Linked DNA regions of Homo sapiens: regions 1 and 3 are each linked to region 2. A link is a contact called in ENCODE Hi-C or POLR2A ChIA-PET data. All regions are on one chromosome and are shown on one strand. Each heading gives the region's core, a stretch centred on a gene start or an enhancer-like site at or near the end of the contact. The rest is flanking DNA. Distances are from core to core; before and after follow the strand shown.

Region 1 (2,724 bases), core at 158-2,657, 370 kb before region 2:
AGAAAGAACCCCGCATCCCCTTTACCCATAGTCGCCTCTTCTGAACATTCTGCTACGTTCACTTTATCATCCCTCTCTCCCTCCTCCAAGGGAATACGGTTTTTCCCATAACCATTCAAGAGTTAGTGGCAGATACCACTTCCCAAGCAAGGATGTTATTTTACATAACCATAGTACAATCGAGAATCAGGAAGTTTCACATTGATATAGTACACCCTCTAAAACATAGTCCACATTCAGATTTCACCAGTTGTCCCAGTAATGTCCTTGATAGCATTTTCCCCCTTTAATAATTGTTCCATTTCCTTAGTGTCCTTTTTTTTTTTTTTTTTGAAGACAAGAGTCTTACTCTGTTGCCCAGGCTGGAGTTACAATGGTGTGATCTCAGCTCACTGCACCCTCTGCCTCCCAGGTTCAAGCAATTCTTGTGCCTCAGCCACCTAAATAGCTGGAATTAGAGGCATGCACCACCCTGCCTGGCTAGTTTTTTTTTTAATTAGTTAATTTTTTTTTTTTTGAGACGGATTTTCACTCTTGTTGCCCAGGCTGGAGTGCAACAGCGTGATCTCGGTTCCCTGCAACCTCCACCTTCCGGGTTCAAGCAGTTCTCCTGTCTCAGCCTCTGAATAGCTGGGATTACAGGTACCTGCCACCATACCTGGCTAATTTTTGTATTTTTAATAGAGACAAGGTTTCACCATGTTGGCCAGGCTGGTCTCAAACTCCTTACCTCAAGTGATCCACCCACCTCAGCCTCCCAAATTGCTGAGATTACAGGCGTGAGCCACCACACCTGACTTTTTTTTTTTTTTTTTTTTTTTGTATTTTTAGTAGAGATGGGGTTTTGCCATGTTGCCCAGGCTATGCTTGAACTCCTGGCCTTAATCCCTCTCAAAGTGCTGGGATTACAGACGTGAGCCACCATGCCCGGCCTTCCTTACTGTCTTTTAATCTATGAAGATCGTCCATCTTTGCTGTTGATGGTAGTGAAATTTTGGAGGAATACAGGCTAGGTGTTTTGTAGAATGTCCGCAGTTGGCACTTGTCTGGTATTTCCTCTTGAGGAGATTCAGGCTGTGTCCTTCGGGCAGGAGTACAGCATATTCCTGATGTTTGCTATCACTGCATTACGTCACAAGGTACATAATTCTCGTTTTGACTTTTTTTTATTATTTAGCTAAGGCAGCATCTGCCTCTTTTCCCCACTGTATAAAAATACTGGTTCTTCCTTTGGTGGTAAGAAATGGCTGTGGGAAGACATTTTAAGACTATATAAAGATCCTGTTCCTCTTTAAGCTTCTGTCAGTTTCCTTGTGGTTTTCATTTGCATTTCTCATGTGAGAAGTGAGATTGAACATGGCTCTTGTGTTTATAAGCTGTCTCTCTTTCCCTTCACTGTGAGCCTTCACTGCACATAGCTCTTGCATTTTAATCAGTTCCTGCGATTGGAGGGCCCACCACTCTCGATATCTCAACTTACTGCTTGCTACGCAAGGGAGAGCTGGGCTGCAGAGCACAGGCCCTCTACGTGTTGCCGAGCATCATGGGGCTCGGGGATCAGTGACTTTCAGATGCAGGGATGTTGAGGGATTGTTTGGCCTTTGGTTTTGGAAGGTAGACAGTGGGGTGAGGCTGCTGCAGCCTGGCTGACTTCCAGAAGTGTGGCTACTGGTGTGAGGTCGCCATTGGTCCATTAGGAAAGATTTTGTTTTGTTTCTAGTCAATATTCTGCGGAACCATTAGGGAGGGTTTAAACTGGTTCTGGTGGTTAGTTATTTATGGTTTGGGATTATAACCAAACAAGAAAGGACAATCCGTCTCTTCCTTCTTGAATGTGGAGAATTGGAAATTCTTAGTCCAGGCCCTGCCAGGACTCACAGATACATGCCGTGGTCCCAAAGTCTTTTCTTTTCTAGCTCATCTGAGGGGCAGGGTGCCCACTCTTCAGCATCATAGGCCCCAAGCAGGGAGGGTGCCAGGTGCTTTGAAGGAGGTGACGCTGATGTGCACCCCACCAGCTCCCATCTTGAGAACGACTTACATTGACAAAGCCCTTTATAATGTCAAACCACTTTTTAAAAATTCAACTTTTCGGCCGGGCGTGGTGATTCACGCCTGTAATCCCAGCACTTTGGGAGGCCAAGGCGGGTGGATTGCTTGAGGTCAGGAGTTTGAGACCAACCTGCCCAACATGGTGAAACCCCATCTCTACTAAAATACAAAAATTAGCTGGGCGTGGTAGCAGGTACCTGTAATCCCAGCTACTGGGGAGGCTGAGGCAGAATTGCTTGAACCCAGGAGGAGGAGGTTGCAGTGAGCCGAGATTGCGTCACTGCACTCCAGCCTGGGCCACAGAGCCAGACTCCATCTCAAAAAAAAAAAAAATTCAGCTTTTCCATTAAATTTGTGTATGCTTTGTGACATTTCTTCAGATCACATGATTTTTAAAACTAAAATGGGTTTTTATGGTTTTAAATAAAATTACATGTTTAAAAACTGATTATTAAGCTGCACGTGGTGACACATGCCTGTTGTCCCAGCTACTCTGGAGGCTGAAGTGGGAGGATCGCTTGAGCCTGGGAGCCAGAAGTTGCAGTGACCCGAGATCACGCCACTGCATTCCAGCCTGGGTGACAGAGTGAGACCCTGTCTCAAGAAAATAAATTAAATAAAAATAAATAAAAGGGCCCCACAAAATCCAGGTAGGGGGTAACTGATGAACTG
Region 2 (2,837 bases), core at 261-2,760:
CTATTCAAATTTGCATATCAATATCCATCTTTTGGTTGTATTCTATAGAAGACTCCTTATTACAAAATTTTTTTATTATACTTTAAGTTCTAGGGTACATGTGCACAACCTGCAGGTTTGTTACATATGTATACATGTGCCATGTTGGTGTGCTGCACCCATTAACTCGTCATTTACATTAGGTATATCTCCTAATGCTATCCCTCCCCCCTTCGCCCACCCCACAACAGGACCCGGTGTGTGATGTTCCCCCTCCTGTGTCCAAGTGTTCTCATTGTTCAATTCCCACTTACGAGTGACAACATGTGGTGTTTGGTTTTTTGTCCTTCTGATAGTTTGCTGAGAATGATGGTTTCCAGCTTCATCCATGTCCCTACAAAGGACATGAACTCATCATTTTTTATGGCTGCATAGTATTCCGTGGTGTATATGTGCCACATTTTCTTAATCCAGTCTATCATTGATGGACATTTAGGTTGGTTCCAAGTCTTTGCTATTGTGAATAGTGCCACAATAAACATATGTTTGCATGTGTCTTTATAGCAGCATGACTTATAATCCTTTGGGTATATACCCAGCAATGGGATGGCTGGGTCAAATGGTATTTCTAGTTCTAGATCCCTGAGGAATCACCACGCTGTCTTCCACAATGGTTGAACTAGTTTACAGTCCCACCAACAGTGTAAAAGTGTTCCTATTTCTCCACATCCTCTCCAGCACCTGTTGTTTCCTGACTTTTTAATGATTGCCATTCTAACTGGTGTGAGATGGTATGTCATTGTGGTTTTGATTTGCATTTCTCTGATGGCCAGTGATGATGAGCATTTTTTCATGTGTCTGTTGGCTGCGTAAATGTCTTCTTTTGAGAAGTGTCTGTTCATATCCTTCACCCACTTAAATGTTAGACCTAAAACCATAAAAACCCTAGAAGAAAACCTAGGCAATACCATTCAGGACATAGGCATGGGCAAGGACTTCATGTCTAAAACACCAGAAGCAATGGCAACAAAGCCAAAATTGACAAATGGGATCTAATTAAACTAAAGAGCTTCTGCACAGCAAAAGAAACTACCATCAGAGTGAACAGGCAACCTACAGAATGGGAGAAAATTTTTGCAATCTACTCATCTGACAAAGGGCTAATATCCAGAATCTACAAAGAACTCAAACAAATTTACAAGAAAAAACAACCCCATCAACAAAATTTTTATTATAAGCACAACATAACTATAAACTAACTTTTTGTCATTAAGAAAATCCTTTCAACCCCCTTATAAAACACCGAAATCCTCCAAGGTTGCTATGTTAATTATCTATTGCTTCATAACAGATTGCTCTAAAACTTAGTGCTTTAACAGCCATGAACATTATCTCTCACAGTTTCTGTGGATTAGGAATCCAGGAGTGGCTCGTTTGGGTGGTTCTGGCTCAGAGCCTCTTGTAAGGCTGCAGTCACCTGAGGTTTGGCTGGGATTAGGAGCTCCACTTGCAAGGTGGCTCACTCACATGGCAGGCAAGTTGGTGCTGGCCGTTGGCAGGAGATCTCGGTTCCTCTCCACCTAGGCCTCTCCGCAGGCTGCTTGAATATCCTCATGACATGGCTTCTGGCTCCTCCAGAGCCAGCAATCTAGGAGAATGAGAGCCAGGCAGCAGCCATCCTTTTTATGACCTAATCTCAGAAGACACACAGCGTCAGTTCTACCCCATTCTGTTCATTTGCAATGAGTCACGAAGTTTGACTGGCATGCAAGGGGAGGGGATGAGGCTCTCCCTTTTGAAGAAAGACGTGTCAAAGAATTTGTGGACATATTTATTTTAAAACCATCACATCGCACACAGGAACAATGGCTGAGCCTGTAAACCCCATTCACTTATTTATTCAGTAAATATTTACTCAGGGCCTACAAATGCTTGGTTCTATGCACTGTGCTGGGGATTCGGAGATGAATAAGATATAATCTTGGTTTTTGGGAAGTTCTGAGTAGAGATAGGAGCAAACAAGGAGCAGAGCATCATAGCAACATGGACCAAGTTGACTGACATGACCTTCTTCCAGTGCCTGAGAAGGCCACGGGCAGAGTGGGGAGGGAGGTCCACTTGGGGAAGCCCAGCCGCCCTTCACCAGATTTATCTGCTGCTGGCTGTGAAGGATGGGGGCCTTATTTCATTGAGAATGCTAGATGCTTTCTTGCATAGGCTTACAGGATTCTAAGGAAAGGTTTTGTTTTTAAACGGTGGAGGAAAGCAGTGAAGGGCTAGCGTCTGGGTTCCTCACACACCTTTCTCTGCAACCCTGTGCGTATTAGTGCAGTGATGGGTAGGTTTCTGCGTGGCTTGTGTTAGCAGTTGGATGGCACTAAGGCTGCTACAGCAAAACTACTAGTTCTGCCCAACTGTGCAGAGAGCACAGGCGTGGCAGGAATGCAGGAGCTGTGTACGATGTGTTTGTTTTTAAAATGCAGGGCTCTAACGGTAGTCTCTGAAGACTCAGATTCCTCCCTGAGCTCCCATAGGATGAGTGATTCATGGGATTAATGATTCATATCTTTCTCCCCCTCCAAAGAAGCTTGATAGAAGATAAAGATCTTGTTCATGATGAAAGATATTTTATCACTTGTTAGCGTTCAGAGGGCACTGATGAAGTGACCTCACTTCTAGGATTTCCAAATGCTCAAATTAAGGTTTTTGCACAAGGGGTGCTATCGTTTCCGTAAAGAGGCTGAGAGGCTGTGTCCACTGTTGCTGTGCAAACATTGTTGGGCTTCTGAGCCTCATAGGATTGGGATCAGCCTGGAGAGTGGCTATATCTTATTTAATTGATCTATGAGTTATATATT
Region 3 (2,700 bases), core at 143-2,642, 350 kb after region 2:
TAGATAAGGGAAATTGGAGAGACATGACAACCAGATGCAATGTATGCTCCTTAATTGGATCTTGGATTTAAAAAAAAAAAAAAAAAGCTATAGAGAATCTGATAAGAGAAATTTGCTTATGGAGCAAATATTATGTCAGTGTTAAATATCTTGGGTATGATAATGTTATTATGTTATTTATGCAGGAGAATGTCCTTGTTCCTAGGAGAGAGACAGCTGGTAGTATTTAGAGATGTGTTATAACGTGTGCAACTTTCAGTTGCTTTGATGAAAAATAAATTTGCATGTGTGTTTCTGTGATAGAGAAAGAAAAGGGATGGAAAGCGAGCATGGCAAAATGTTAACGGTTGACGAATCTAGGTGAAGGGTATGTGGACGTTCGCTTCATAGTATTCTTTCAGCACATCAATAGATTTGATTTTTTTTTTTCCAAAATATAACTTTGGAAAGCGGGCATGGCAGAATGTTAACGGTTGACGAATCTAGGTGACGGGTATGTGGACGTTCGCTTCATAATATTCTTTCAGCACATCAGTAGATTTGATTTTTTTTTTCCAGAATACAACGTTGGAACCAGGCGTGGAGGCTCACACCTGTGATCTCAGCACTTTGGGAGACTGAGGCAAGAGGATCACTTGAGCCCAGGAGCTCGAGACCAGCCTAGGCAACATAGTGAGACCCTATCTCTACAAAACGAACAAAACTTAGCCAGGGCTGGGCATGGTGGCTAGCACTTTGGGAGGCCGAGACAGGCAGATCACTTGAGGTCAGGAGTTTGAGACCAGGTTCGCCGAAATGGTGAAACCCTGTCTCTACTAAAAATACAAAAAAAAATTAGCCAGGCATGGTGATTCATGCTTGTAATCCCAGCTACTCAGGAGGCTGAGGCAGGAGAATCACTTGAACCAGGAAGGCAGTGAGCCGAGATCGTGCCACTGCACTCCAGCCTTGGTGACAGAGTGAGACTCCATCTCAAAAAAAAAAAAAACAAAATAAAACAAAAAATTAGCCAGGCATAGTGGCGCATGCCTGTAGTCCCAGCTCCTCAGGAGGATCATGTGAGCCCCAGAGGTCATAGCTACAGTGAACTGGGATCACACCACTATACTCCAGCCTGGGCAACAGAGCAAGACCCTGTCTCAAAAAATAAAATGTTGGGGGAAAATGAAGGATAAGAGGAAAGGAACTGTAGACAACATATAGGCAAGTCTTTCAAGTGGTTTTGCTATTTAGAGAAACAAACGTGGGAGTAGCTGGAGGAGAAGGTGGGCTTAAGGACTCGGGTCTTTAAGATGGGGGAGATCTACCATGTGTATGTGCAGACGTGAAGTGACACACAGCAGAAGGAAACCTGGTGGTGGGGAGAGGAGAGAATGGCTGGTGCAGTGTGTGAGCAGGCCGGGTGGGTGGGGCCCCACCGCTGATGTAAGGCACAGATGAGATGCCTAAAAAGTCATTGAATGAGTTTTGGTTTTAATTCTTAGGCGAGCCTCATGAGACAGATACTATTATTAAAAGTATATTGATTCAATCTTGGTTAAACATAAAAAATTATAAGATTCAATTGTATTTATATTAAGTTCCTAGAATTTTTCATACAGTAAGGGAGAAGAGATTGGAAAATGCTTATTTACTGGTGATTTAAGATCCTAAGAATGTATACATTTATGTAGGTGTTATCTTTTATTATTTTTAAAAAGATGAGACAAAAGTTTCCTGAGATATTCACAGGCTCTTCCTGAGATAGTCAATTCAGAGTTCTTAGGGAAGATACTCATTCTGGAATATTCATGGGTAAATACATTTGTTTGTTTTAGGGAATGGAATTTCCTTAAGTTGTAAATGAACTTTGCAGTTGTTAATCTGACCCATATAAAAATCATGTGGGCTCTTTTTCCGAAGAATCTTAGACCTTTGTATCTGGGTTATTTCACCTTTTTGTTGGAATATACTATACATCAGGAAGTATATACACATACCTTATGTAGATAGCTTGCAGGATTTTCGCAAGTTGAACACACTGGTACAACCAACCCCCAGATCAAGAAACAGGCCATAACCGTCACCTCAGAAGCCCACTGCTTCATGTCACCTGCCAGTTAACCACCCCCCACTCCCCGAGCATAACCACTATCTTGAATCCCCAAATAATAGATTAAATTTGTCTGTTTTTGCATTTATATAAATGGAATCGTATAAAATGTACTCTTTTGAATCTGGCTTCTCTCTACACTCGTGAGAACCATGCATGTCATGGGTGTCGATTGCATGATATTCCACTGTGCGACGGTGCCACGGTTCACCCGTCCTGCTGTCGACAGGCATTCGCCGAGCACTGCTGTGATATTCTGGTACATGTCTGATGGTGACCTCACACAGGCGTTCTTTGGAGTGGAGTTATTGGGCTGGAGAGGAAGGATGTGTTCAGCCATAGTGGGTGGCTGTCAGTCAGCAGGGTAGAGAGTCCCCCTTCTCTTCATCCACAACACCGATAGTGTTCCCTGTTTTTTCTTTTTATCTATTCAGGCATGTTTGTGGTGGTAGCTCAGTGGTTTTAATGTACTGCTTCCTGATGACAAATTGAGCACCTTGTTATATGTTTATTGGCCATTTGAATGTTGCCTTTTGTGATTCTGAATCTCTTTGTAATGCTTACCAGTTATGCAAGTAAAATGAAAAGGGTGGTTCTGTCAGATCTTA

What was found. A loop is a pair of places that touch in the nucleus more often than their neighbours do. ChIA-PET counts read pairs that join two places held with the same protein, here RNA polymerase II (POLR2A). Pooled maps may share reads with other maps.
Region 1: a loop to region 2 is called in a pooled map, with 5 times the contacts of the local background. The contact joins two enhancer-like sites. A Hi-C loop is called at or near these places in 3 of 37 single-sample maps with no recorded cell type and 4 of 50 pooled maps. POLR2A ChIA-PET finds 5 or more read pairs at or near these places in 2 of 52 experiments (CD8-positive, alpha-beta memory T cell and HEK293).
Region 3: a loop to region 2 is called in a map with no recorded cell type, with 2.8 times the contacts of the local background. The contact joins two enhancer-like sites. A Hi-C loop is called at or near these places in 1 of 37 single-sample maps with no recorded cell type and 5 of 50 pooled maps. POLR2A ChIA-PET finds 5 or more read pairs at or near these places in 1 of 52 experiments (activated T-cell).

What each region holds. Positions count from the first base shown.
Region 1 is chr9:132,380,859-132,383,582 of GRCh38, reverse strand. The region is part of intron 9 of TTF1 (transcription termination factor 1); the gene reads left to right. Among named protein-coding and RNA genes, the nearest start is that of TTF1, 25 kb to the left of the region's middle. RefSeq lists an enhancer at 1,163-1,322. Within about 2 kb of position 1,407, at least 6 of the 41 ENCODE cell types and tissues checked have a DNase peak (open chromatin) inside an H3K27ac peak, as active enhancers do.
Region 2 is chr9:132,008,269-132,011,105 of GRCh38, reverse strand. All of the region lies in intron 3 of MED27 (mediator complex subunit 27), which reads left to right. Among named protein-coding and RNA genes, the nearest start is that of MED27, 70 kb to the left of the region's middle. Within about 2 kb of position 1,510, at least 2 of the 41 ENCODE cell types and tissues checked have a DNase peak (open chromatin) inside an H3K27ac peak, as active enhancers do.
Region 3 is chr9:131,660,840-131,663,539 of GRCh38, reverse strand. The region is part of intron 1 of RAPGEF1 (Rap guanine nucleotide exchange factor 1); the gene reads left to right. Among named protein-coding and RNA genes, the nearest start is that of RAPGEF1, 78 kb to the left of the region's middle. Within about 2 kb of position 1,392, at least 4 of the 41 ENCODE cell types and tissues checked have a DNase peak (open chromatin) inside an H3K27ac peak, as active enhancers do.